Linked DNA regions of Homo sapiens: region 1 is linked to region 2. Evidence: read pairs that join two places in POLR2A ChIA-PET (ENCODE). Cell type or tissue: MCF 10A. All regions are shown on one strand.

Region 1 (5,000 bases), 120 kb after region 2:
GCATCACCCGGGAACTTGCCAGAAATGCAAATTGTTAGGCCCAACCCCAGACCTACTGAATCAAAAACTCTGGTGGTGAGTTTAGCAATGTGTTTAACAAATCCTCCAGGTGACTCTGATGCATACTCAAGTTTAAGAAGCATGAGTTTATAAGAAAATGAAATTGTTAAAGCCAGCTCCTGAAAGACCTAAGCAATGGAGGATGTCCTCTTGGAGGTTTAGAATGTTATTGCTTGCAGCTGCCATGAGCTAGTTATTTTATTTTTATTTAGTTATTTATTTTTTGAGACAGAGTCTCGCTCTGTCGCCCAGGATGGAGTGCAGTGGCACAATCTCGGCTCACTGAAAGCTCCGTCTCCCGGGTTCACACCATTCTCCTGCCTCAGCCTCCCGAGTAGCTGGGACTACAGGCGCCCGCCACCATGTCCGGCTAATTTTTTTTTTTTTTTTTTGGTATTTTTAGTAGAGACGGGGTTTCACCATGTTAGCCAGAATGGTCTCGATCTCCTGAACTCGTGATCTGCCTGCCTCGGCCTCCCAAAGTGCTGGGATTACAGGGGTGAGCCACCGCGCCCGGCCATGAGCTAGTTATTATATTGAATGTTTCACATAAACCAGAGGAACTCAGCAGACAGGACCTGGTCCTTGTATTGAGTGGAAGAAATAACTACTGGCATTTAATTTGTAGGAGTCAGGGATCCCAGATGTCCTTCAGCACAGGACAATCCCAAACAATTTTTTAATGTTTTGCAGGACATTCAGATGGGTAAAAATTCTATTGATAATTATCAGAGACTAGAACCTAACTCTTTTTTTACACACAACCACAGAGTCTTTTTCTTTTCTTTCTTTCTTTTTTTTTTTTCAGTGCTAATATATGATGATTTTCTATAAGGACAACTATGGTCTAAATCAAGGTACTTTGTTCTGAATTTTACTGAGATTCGATCATTTTATCAGCCTGAGTTGCAGTGTATTCTCTTTTATTTCTCCTTTATTGTAGAATTAGGGCATCATATGGCTTTAAAATAGGTAGGTTAAGCTTATTGCCAATTTAATGAATTTTATTTATGGATAGAAATGGGGGCATTACAAAATATTTGTTATACAAAGAGCCCGCTTGGTCTGAAAGAGTTGAAAACTATTGAGATATATTGGGTCGTTTAACCTCACAACAACCCACTATGAAAGTTAAATCCCCCGAAAAGGTTAAATAACTTGCCCAAGGTTACCACAGAGCCAATAAGTTTCAAAGCCAGGATTCAAATTCAGACCTGTTTGGATTCAAAATCCTGGCTCAAGAAAAATGTATGTTCACACAAAAACCTGTAGGTGAACATTTACAGCAGCATCATTCATAATTACTAAAATCTGGAAATGATACAAATGTCCTTCAAAAGGTGAGATTTTTTTTAAAACCTGATACATCTATATACAATATTATTTAGCAATAACAATATTATTCAGCAAAAAAGAAGAAAGTGACACAATAATGTGGCCACCTTAAAGGCTTCATACTGAGGGAGAGCAGCCAGTGTGAAAATGTACATATTGTATTATTCCACTTATATGACACTCTGGAAAACACAAAACTATAGAGATGGAGAACAATCAGTGGCTGCCAGGGTTAAGGGTGGGAAAAGAGTGTAAATATAAAGGGGTAGCACAAGGAAGTTTTCTGGAGTGAATGAAACAGCTCTGCATCCTGTGGTAGTAGTTACCGGAATCTAAACATGTTCTAGAACAGTATGCCCCACCATGCCAATTTTATGTATGATAATTTTAAAATTAACTAAACCAGGCTGTTTCCATTGTACTATGATAGATAAAAGGCTGGAGTGGAGAAAGGGGTACGTACATTTGAAGTGACCCAGAGAGGGGTTTTGGTCGTCTTCATACAGCCCCTACTACACAAGCGTGAAATTTCGCTTTCTTCCCACTTTCTCACACGAAAACTCGTGTGTGTGTGTGTGTGTGTGTGTGTGTGTGTGTGTGTTTTCCTCAGCCTTCAGGTGAGGAAAGGGAAAGCTCTCCTTTCTCAAATCAGTTCCCAGAACACACTCGCTCTTGAGCTGGTCTATTTCTTATCTCTCTTCAGGCAAAGTCGTATCCTCCACCTTACCTGCTCCAGCCGCTGTGACATCACGCAGGTTCCGTTCCCTGCACTACCGCTGGTTATGTTTCCTTAGTGACCCTAGGCCTCTTGCAGGAGAGTCCCTGGTCCCAGCCAGCGGGAGCGGCTTCTCCAGTTTGTGGCTCTCGGAGAGTTCGCCTCGTCCCTCCCTCTCAGATAACCACCTATTTCTGACCTCTGGAGGCCGGGCTGAGCCCGGAATTTTATGACCAGCGCCCGCTGGCCGTCGTCACCCTCTAATTTCTCGCAAAACTCCCGGGGACCCTTCTTAATGTCAGTAGCCACAGTCGCCGCCGCTCCTGCGCCTAGAAGCCTTCCACGACCCTCAACCCCACAGAGCCCCGAGCAGGCTCGGGTTCCCGCAGGATACACTGCCCGCCCAGTGGCCTGGAGGGCGCGTCCCGGGCTCCCCTACGCCTTTTGGAATCAGCGACAGACGCAGGTATAAAAGAGAGCCTCCACTCCCACCTCTCCAGGGCTCCCCACCCGCTCCTTCTGGCCGCTTTCTCCTGAAAGAGCAAGGCACCCCTAGAAGCTTCAGGCTCCTCCACAGGCGAGTGCCTACCCACCTATCAGGTAAGACGTGCAACTGACACTCAGCGCGCGGAGGAGCCCGCTGAGAAAGGGTTTACCTGTCCGAAGAGAACTGCGCTTGCATGGCTCTGGCTGTGGGCCGGCTGGCTCTTGTCCGCAGACTACATTTCCCAGGGTTGTCTGCGGCTGGAGAGATTTAGGGTTTGGGGCGTGGCTAGCACAGGCCTGAGGTCCTAATTGGGAGGTGTAGGCATGGCGGCTGGAGAGTCTGATCTATGTGACACCTCCACTGTGACTAGGGTATAACGTGAATAATTTGTATGCAGTAAAGTTCCTCTGCATTACATCATTGACAGATCTCTAGTAAGCAAAGGACAGAAACAGGTTCTTATTATCTCTTTTATAACACACAAACATTAAACCACTAATTAAAAATCACAGGGTCCCAGAAAAATCAGACACCTTTATTCTACAATAAAAATAGCCAATTAAGCACACACTGTATGTCAGGCTCTCTTCTAAGTACTTTACATGTTTTATCGCATTTGAGAAGGCAAAAATCAGCCCTGCTATTAACCAGACTCAATGACACTGACAGGCTGCTGCAAAGTTAACATCAAGCAATATTTCTACCAAAATCATACTGTAGCAGCTATAAAGTGTCATAATTGTTAAAGGTGGAGGGAGTCCAGGTTCTCGGCGTCTTGAACAAAGAATTGAACAAATCACACAAAGCAAGGAAGGGACAAAGGGATTTATTGAAAGTGAAAGTACACTCCACAGTGTGGGAGGGGGCCGAGCATAGGAACTCAAAGACACCGTTACAGAATTTTTGGGAGTTTAAATACCCCCTAGAGGATTCAATTGGTTACTTCGGGTTCGCCCTATGTAAATGGAGAGGATGAAGTAAAGTTACAAAGTCATTTATGGTGTAAGCCCTATGGAGAAGATATTTCCTGCTATACCTGAAGTGTGAAACAGTTGTATGTTTCCTGCCTCCAGGCCCTATTTTCCTGCCTCAATAATCACTCTCTTTAAATGTTTATTGTTTCCTTATCAATGACATGCCCACCTTTGTCTTGCTACTCTCACTAAAAAAAGATAATATTGTTTGCTGAAATCATAAGATTGTCAAGAATTTTGCTATTTGAAATGAATGAATTATTAATGAATTATTATTAACACATTACAGATGAGTAAATAGTCACAGAGAGGTTAAGTAACTCACCCAAGGTCATTCACTTGATTTGGCTACAGGAGCACATATTCTTAATTGCTGTAGAAACAGGCCCAAGATGTTATTAAAGTTTCACAAGTAGCAAATGGCAAAACTAGGATTAGAATCCCTTTCTATTCCCAGTTCAGTCTTTTTCCTTATACTACCTCACTGTGGTATTTTTTGGATTGGGACGTATGTGTGTATGTGCTCTCTAACTCCTCTGCCTGATCTTGTATACATCTCTGTATTGCAAATGACAACATCTCTGGGATCCAGTCTCTTCATACTTAAAATAGAAACGAAATCAGTTTCCACCCATTGATAAGGTATAACCTTATCAAGACCAGCCTGGCCAACATGGTGAAACCCCATCTCTACTAAAAATACAAAAAAATTAGCTAGATGTAATGGCGAGCCGCTTGAAGCTACTCCGGCGGCTGAGGCAGGAGAATTGCTTGAACCCAGGAGGTGGAGGTTGCAGTGAGCCGAGATTGCGCCACTGCACTCCAGCCTGGGCGACAAAGCAAGACTCCCTCTCAAAATAAATAAATAAATAATAAAATACGTACACATTCTTGTGAAGTTTGTAAAACTAGGTATTTGGGTGCCTCCTGCCTTGAGATTATTCCTAAGTGGCTCCTTCCACCCATTGTTATGAATATTAAATGAGTTAATAATGTAATGGTTGTGAGAACACAACCTGGCAAGTGACACAAGGAGCATCTAAAGGGAATTGTCAACAACTGAGTCAGATGGAACTGAGAATTAAGTACCTAGAACCTCAGTGCTCCAAAACGAAAAATTGCCATGAGGATTCAAATAAAGCAGGATTGGAAAAATATAAACAATTCAATCTGGAAAATTAAAAATTAGAAAATCATTGTCAAATAAACTAGGCAAGATTAATGAAAGACTAGTAGAAAGCAGAAACCTCCTGTAGCTTCTCATTGGAAACAACAGAGGAGACAATTAACCAGAACTCCGACCACAAGGCCAATTTGATGCAACTTGGTGTTGTCAGTCTCATTAACCATTTAGTGCTGTGAAAGGAAAATATCTTGTGCCCCCAATATCACTAAGGAAAACTCAAGCTGGAAACTGCTTAGGGCAAAC
Region 2 (5,000 bases):
TCTTCTGTGTTTCATAGGGTCTTGTTTTTTCTCTTTCCATTTCTGGGTCTCTGACTCTCCCTATCTGTCTTTCTCTTATCCTGTGTTCTTTCTATTTCTGCGTCTCTGTCTGAAGTAAGCCACTGTATCACTGTGCAGACCACCAGCATTCCTTACCTGGATTACGGCCACAGCATTCTCACCATTTTTCCTGCTCTGCCCTTGACTTCCAGGTGGAAATCAGAGTAATTCTGTTAGAGCATAAACCAGGACATGATCCTCCCTGGCTTAAGTCCCTCAGACATCTTCTGTATTGCTTCAGAAGTAAAGCAATTTTGACTGTATTTGACTTCAGAGTAAAGTCAAAGCTTTTACAGTCGCCATGGAGTCCAGTGGGTTTTGGCCTCTAGTTAACTCTGACCTATACTCTCTCACTTTCACTGGGCTCCAGCTACATTGAAGTCCTCACTGTCCTCCAGACTTACACGCACATTCCTGCCTTGAGCCTTTGAACTCATCCCTCTGCATGGCGTGGCCTTCCCCTAGATGTTTTTATGCCTCTCACCCCAGCCTCCTTCAGTGCATCTCACTCCTATTAACGACCGCCACCATTTTTCCAACTTTACTTCACCTGCTTTTTGTTTCTTTCATCTGCTTTATTCTTACAGAACTTAGCTTTTTCTTTCCTCATTGGTATCTCTGTCTGTGTCTGTAACAGTCTGTTTGCCTGTCTCATTTTCTCCGTCTCTGTATCTACATCTGTGCCTCTTTGTCTCCATCTCTGTCTCTCTGCATCTTAATCTTTTCTACAAGCGAAACGGTTTTCTAACTGCAACAGGATGGTACCAACTGCAAGCCATTCAGAAAGGTTAGGGAAGAAAGAAAGCCCTTGGGAGGAGAAAGAGGATGTTAGACATATCCAAACTTCACTCTCCATTTCTCTTTGTGTCTGTTCTCTCTCCCAATACCTTGCAACTCATCAGGTTAGGACCCCTCCTTCTCCTCTTAGTAGCCCTCCTTGAGTGCCCTCAACCCTTCCCTACATTTGTCAGGTTTTCATCTAAACTGACTTGGAAATTTTTCCTCTCCTACCTAAAACGAGAAGGGAAAGAGGGTGGTGGCTTTCTAGAAAGTGGACGAGGACAGGGTCTCCCTTGGCCTAGGCACACATGTTCTGGGAAGTGTATGTGGCTTGGAGAACACTTGGAAACACGTCATGAGAAAACGGCCCTGGTTTCTGGCCAGATTCACCCATTCATGTCTCTGGATCCGGGTTTCCCCCAGAATGGGGAAATCTTCAGGGATTCCCAGCGATGAGGACCGACCGAGTCCCCCCTTTGACCCTAGGCTGGCTGATGTGGTCTCTGCCCGCCTGGCACTTTCCCGCCTCTTTAACATCTCCTCCTCCAGCCCCTGGATCTGCTTCGGAGGCTCCTATGCCGGCTCCTTGGCCGCCTGGGCCCGGCTGAAGGTCCTGCGACTCCTCCGGGTGGGCTGGGGGGAGGGAACTCGGACTCCAGGGCCCCAGTCTCAGATAATAGGAATACCCTCCCACCACGCCCCTACCTTCCTCCCGCGCCCAAAGAATTTTGCACAAGCTGTCCTCACAAGAGCCCGAGATTACACAGCGAGTAAGTGACACAGAGGCAGAAAGATATGCGATTCCAACCCCTCAGCCCGCAGGCTGACGGCGTCTCCTCCCTTAGTTCCCCCATCTCATTTTCGCGTCGGTCGCCTCCTCCGCCCCGGTGCGGGCCGTGCTGGATTTCTCCGAGTATAATGACGTAAGGATGGCGGGCAGCAGGTGCGGGACGGGGAGGGGTCCCAGCGGGCGGAGTCCCTTGACACTTCCGGATACCTTCCTCTGCGGTCCGCCCACAGGTGGTATCCCGAAGCCTAATGAGCACCGCGATCGGCGGGTCCCTGGAGGTAGGAGGTGGGGCCTAGTCCGAGGGGGACTGGGAGGGAAAAGAGGCCTCGGATGCCAGGGAAGAGGAGGCCAGAGAAGGGCGAAACCTGCAACGTGGCGGGGTCTAAGGAAGGTCGGAGCTCGGGGGAATACGCAGGTTTTGGAAGAAGGCGGGAGCTGACGAAGAGGAGGGGCACCAGGAAAAGAGGCGCTCCCCAGAGAGGGCGGGGTTTGGGCAGGGACAATCCTATCCGGAGGTGAGGCTCAAGGTGGGGCGGGGCCACAATGGAGGACGGGGCCTGCAGGGAAGACCCGAGAAGGAGGGCTGCGAGGCAGGGGATTGGGGGCGGGGGCCTGGGGGCGGGGGCCTGGGCCAAGAGCTAGGTCTGCACCCTCTGAGTCCCGCTAGGGGAAAGTGGGGAACCCAAGGAGGACGCAGGTCCTGGGTAGGGAAAGCCGAGGCCCAGCCTAAGTCTTGGCGGACATCGCCTCTTGCTTCCCACAGTGCCGGGCGGCGGTGTCCGTCGCCTTCGCTGAAGTGGAGCGGCGGCTGCGCTCGGGTGGGGCGGCTCAAGCAGCATTGCGGACGGAGCTGAGCGCTTGCGGGCCCCTGGGCCGCGCTGAAAACCAGGCGGAGCTGTTGGGGGCGCTGCAGGCACTGGTGGGAGGTGTAGTGCAGTATGATGGGCAGACGGGAGCGCCGCTAAGCGTGCGACAGCTCTGCGGACTTCTCCTCGGGGGCGGGGGCAACCGCAGCCACTCCACGCCCTACTGCGGGCTTCGTCGGGCGGTGCAGGTGAGCACTCCCTGGCACAGCTGGGAGGAGTTAGCGGACAAAGATTCCTGCCCCACTTCCGTTGTGTGATCTTGGGCAAGCGAGAACCTTCTCTGAAACTTCGTTTTCTCATCTGTAAAATGGGGATAACACTTCACAGGGCCGATGGGAAGATGAAATGAGGCGGGTCATGTAGAGCAATCAGCTGGGAGCCTGGCACACAGTGTGCGAATGTTAGAGACTGCGATTATTACCTATTTTGCCTATCCTGTCCTGTTCTCTTTTGGGGGGCCTGCAGGAGTGCCTGGCACATGGCAAATTCTCACTTAGTATTTTTAGAATGAATGAAAAAATGTTATCTCTGGGGATAGGGTTCTCCTAGGTACCTGGGACTGCAGCCTCTAAATCCACAACTGCAATCCAGCTGTCGCTTTTCCAGCACTGTCTGGACCAAGTGCTGTATAAAGTGCTTCACATATATTATTTCATTAAGTTCTCAAGAGATAGGCACTATTATTATCGCCACTTACAGAAAAGGAAACTGAAGTCTGAAAGATTATCACTTGCCCAAGCTCTCACAGGTAATAAGGTCTCAGTCTTCTAGTGCATTGATCTCTAACTCACAAGGACCCAGGCATCCACCCCCTCTGACCACTGACTCCCAGGAGAACTCAGGAACTCACCCTTCTATTTCTGACTTTTGACCTCTGGGGACATAGGCCTCTGCACCCTGGCTTGCTGGGAAGAGAGGAGGAATTTATGTCTTATGTATGTACATTGTTCCCTAGATTGTCTTGCACAGCCTGGGCCAGAAGTGTTTAAGCTTTTCCCGAGCAGAGACAGTGGCACAGCTGAGGAGCACAGAACCTCAACTGTCTGGTGTGGGTGACCGGCAGTGGTTGTATCAGACATGTACCGAGTTCGGCTTCTGTAAGTGACTGGCCTAACCCTAACTTTGTCCCCTCAAACAACCTTTTTACTATGCCCAGAGAAGTCATCTTACAGGTGGTCTGGACTCATTTCGACCCAGCTCTCAGGCACTGTGTAACCTGCAGATGTTGGGCTGGAGAAGGTGGAAGCCATACTAGTGTATGCATGTGCTTGGCCCTCACATGCCTCCTCACGCACACACTGAGGTCTCCACTTGAGTGATCTTCCCTTCAGCCTATTCTTTCTCTGTGTCCCCATTCCAGGGATGGCCCCCTTTCCCCATCCACCAGACTAGAAACTTGAGCCTTGTTTTAGTTGCTTCCTTCCCATTTTCTAGCTAGCCTGTCAATTACTGAGTCCTCCTCACTCTGCATGGACAACTCTGTAGTCCATCCCTTGTGCTTTCTATGCCTACCTCTGCTGTCCTGCTGGGAACCTCCATTCTTTCTTGCCGGGATCCCTTCCCAGCCGCTTCTCTGGTCTCATGGTTTTCACTTCCTCTGTACAATCCAACTTTTTCATAGCATCCACAGAGATCCTTGTAAATATAACCTTGTCCCTCCTGTACTCAAAACCACAGCTCCTCAAAGACCCCAGGGTAGTGTTGCCAGATACAATACAGGATGCCCAGTTAAATTTGAATTTCAGATATACAACAGATTTTTTTTTAGTATAAGCATGTCCCAAATACTACATATGGTAAATTAAATGTTCAAATTCCAGCTCCATTTTCTACTCGTAATCTTGGGCAAACTTGGGCAAGTGACTTACTTCTCTATGCCTGTTTCCACATCTATAAAATGGGAATACAAGCAATATTTCTCTCATAGGGTTGTTTCAAGGACTAAAGGAGGTAATATTTGTAGCATTCTAAGAATAATGCAGGTCTACAGTAAGTATTCCATAAACCTCTTGCTATTGTTATTATTATAAGGCTTTACATATTTTAACCCTCTTAATACATTAGTCTTCCTAACATCTTAGGAACTTTGTACATGCTGTTCACTTTGCTTGGATTATTCATCTTCAAGTCTCAATAGGGTGGCCTCCCTCAGGAAGCCATGATCCCTCAAGATAAGTCAGCCTTGCCACCTCCGACTTCGATAGCTCTGTGTTCTCCTTAGCATTTTACACAGCCTGTCATAATACATTTTTTATTGCCTGTCTTCCCCTCTGGACTGAGTCCTGTGACAGCAGAGCCTGGAGCTGTCTTGGTTGCCACCATGTGCCCAACATTGTACAACATTTATCTGAGCACCTGGTAGGTGGTCAACAAATAGGGAGGGAAGGGATGAATTAATCTGATGTTACAGAAGTTATCTTTACCCTGAAAGCACAGTGAGCTATGGGTTTTAAGCAGGGCAGACATAATACAATTTGAGCTCCGAGCATTCCAGACCTTTGCAC

Evidence for each region. ChIA-PET counts read pairs that join two places held together with the same protein. Peaks named below come from ENCODE experiments on the same cell type or tissue, not always from the same donor. Only the 100,000 strongest peaks of a DNase experiment are listed, where the experiment ranks them.
Region 1: POLR2A ChIA-PET joins it to region 2 with 6 read pairs; 2 of 35 experiments call an interaction of 5 or more read pairs at or near these places.

The regions. Positions count from the first base shown.
Region 1 is chr6:27,372,428-27,377,427 of GRCh38, forward strand. It overlaps the pseudogene ZNF204P and a transcript of ZNF391 not described here. Among named protein-coding and RNA genes, the nearest start is that of ZNF391, 14 kb to the right of the region's middle. RefSeq lists a silencer at 472-634 and an enhancer at 2,593-2,662. In MCF 10A, no CTCF peak of the experiment used is centred here; a DNase peak (open chromatin) is centred at 2,854.
Region 2 is chr6:27,249,357-27,254,356 of GRCh38, forward strand. It overlaps PRSS16 (serine protease 16), which reads left to right. Exons shown (of 12, transcript NM_005865.4): 5 at 1,327-1,450; 6 at 1,686-1,763; 7 at 1,861-1,908; 8 at 2,394-2,684; 9 at 3,452-3,593. Among named protein-coding and RNA genes, the nearest start is that of PRSS16, 4.2 kb to the left of the region's middle. RefSeq lists enhancers at 1,396-1,445, 1,576-1,645, 1,786-2,155, 2,426-2,946, 2,536-2,705 and 1 more. In MCF 10A, a CTCF peak has its summit at 2,489; DNase peaks (open chromatin) are centred at 2,115 and 2,605.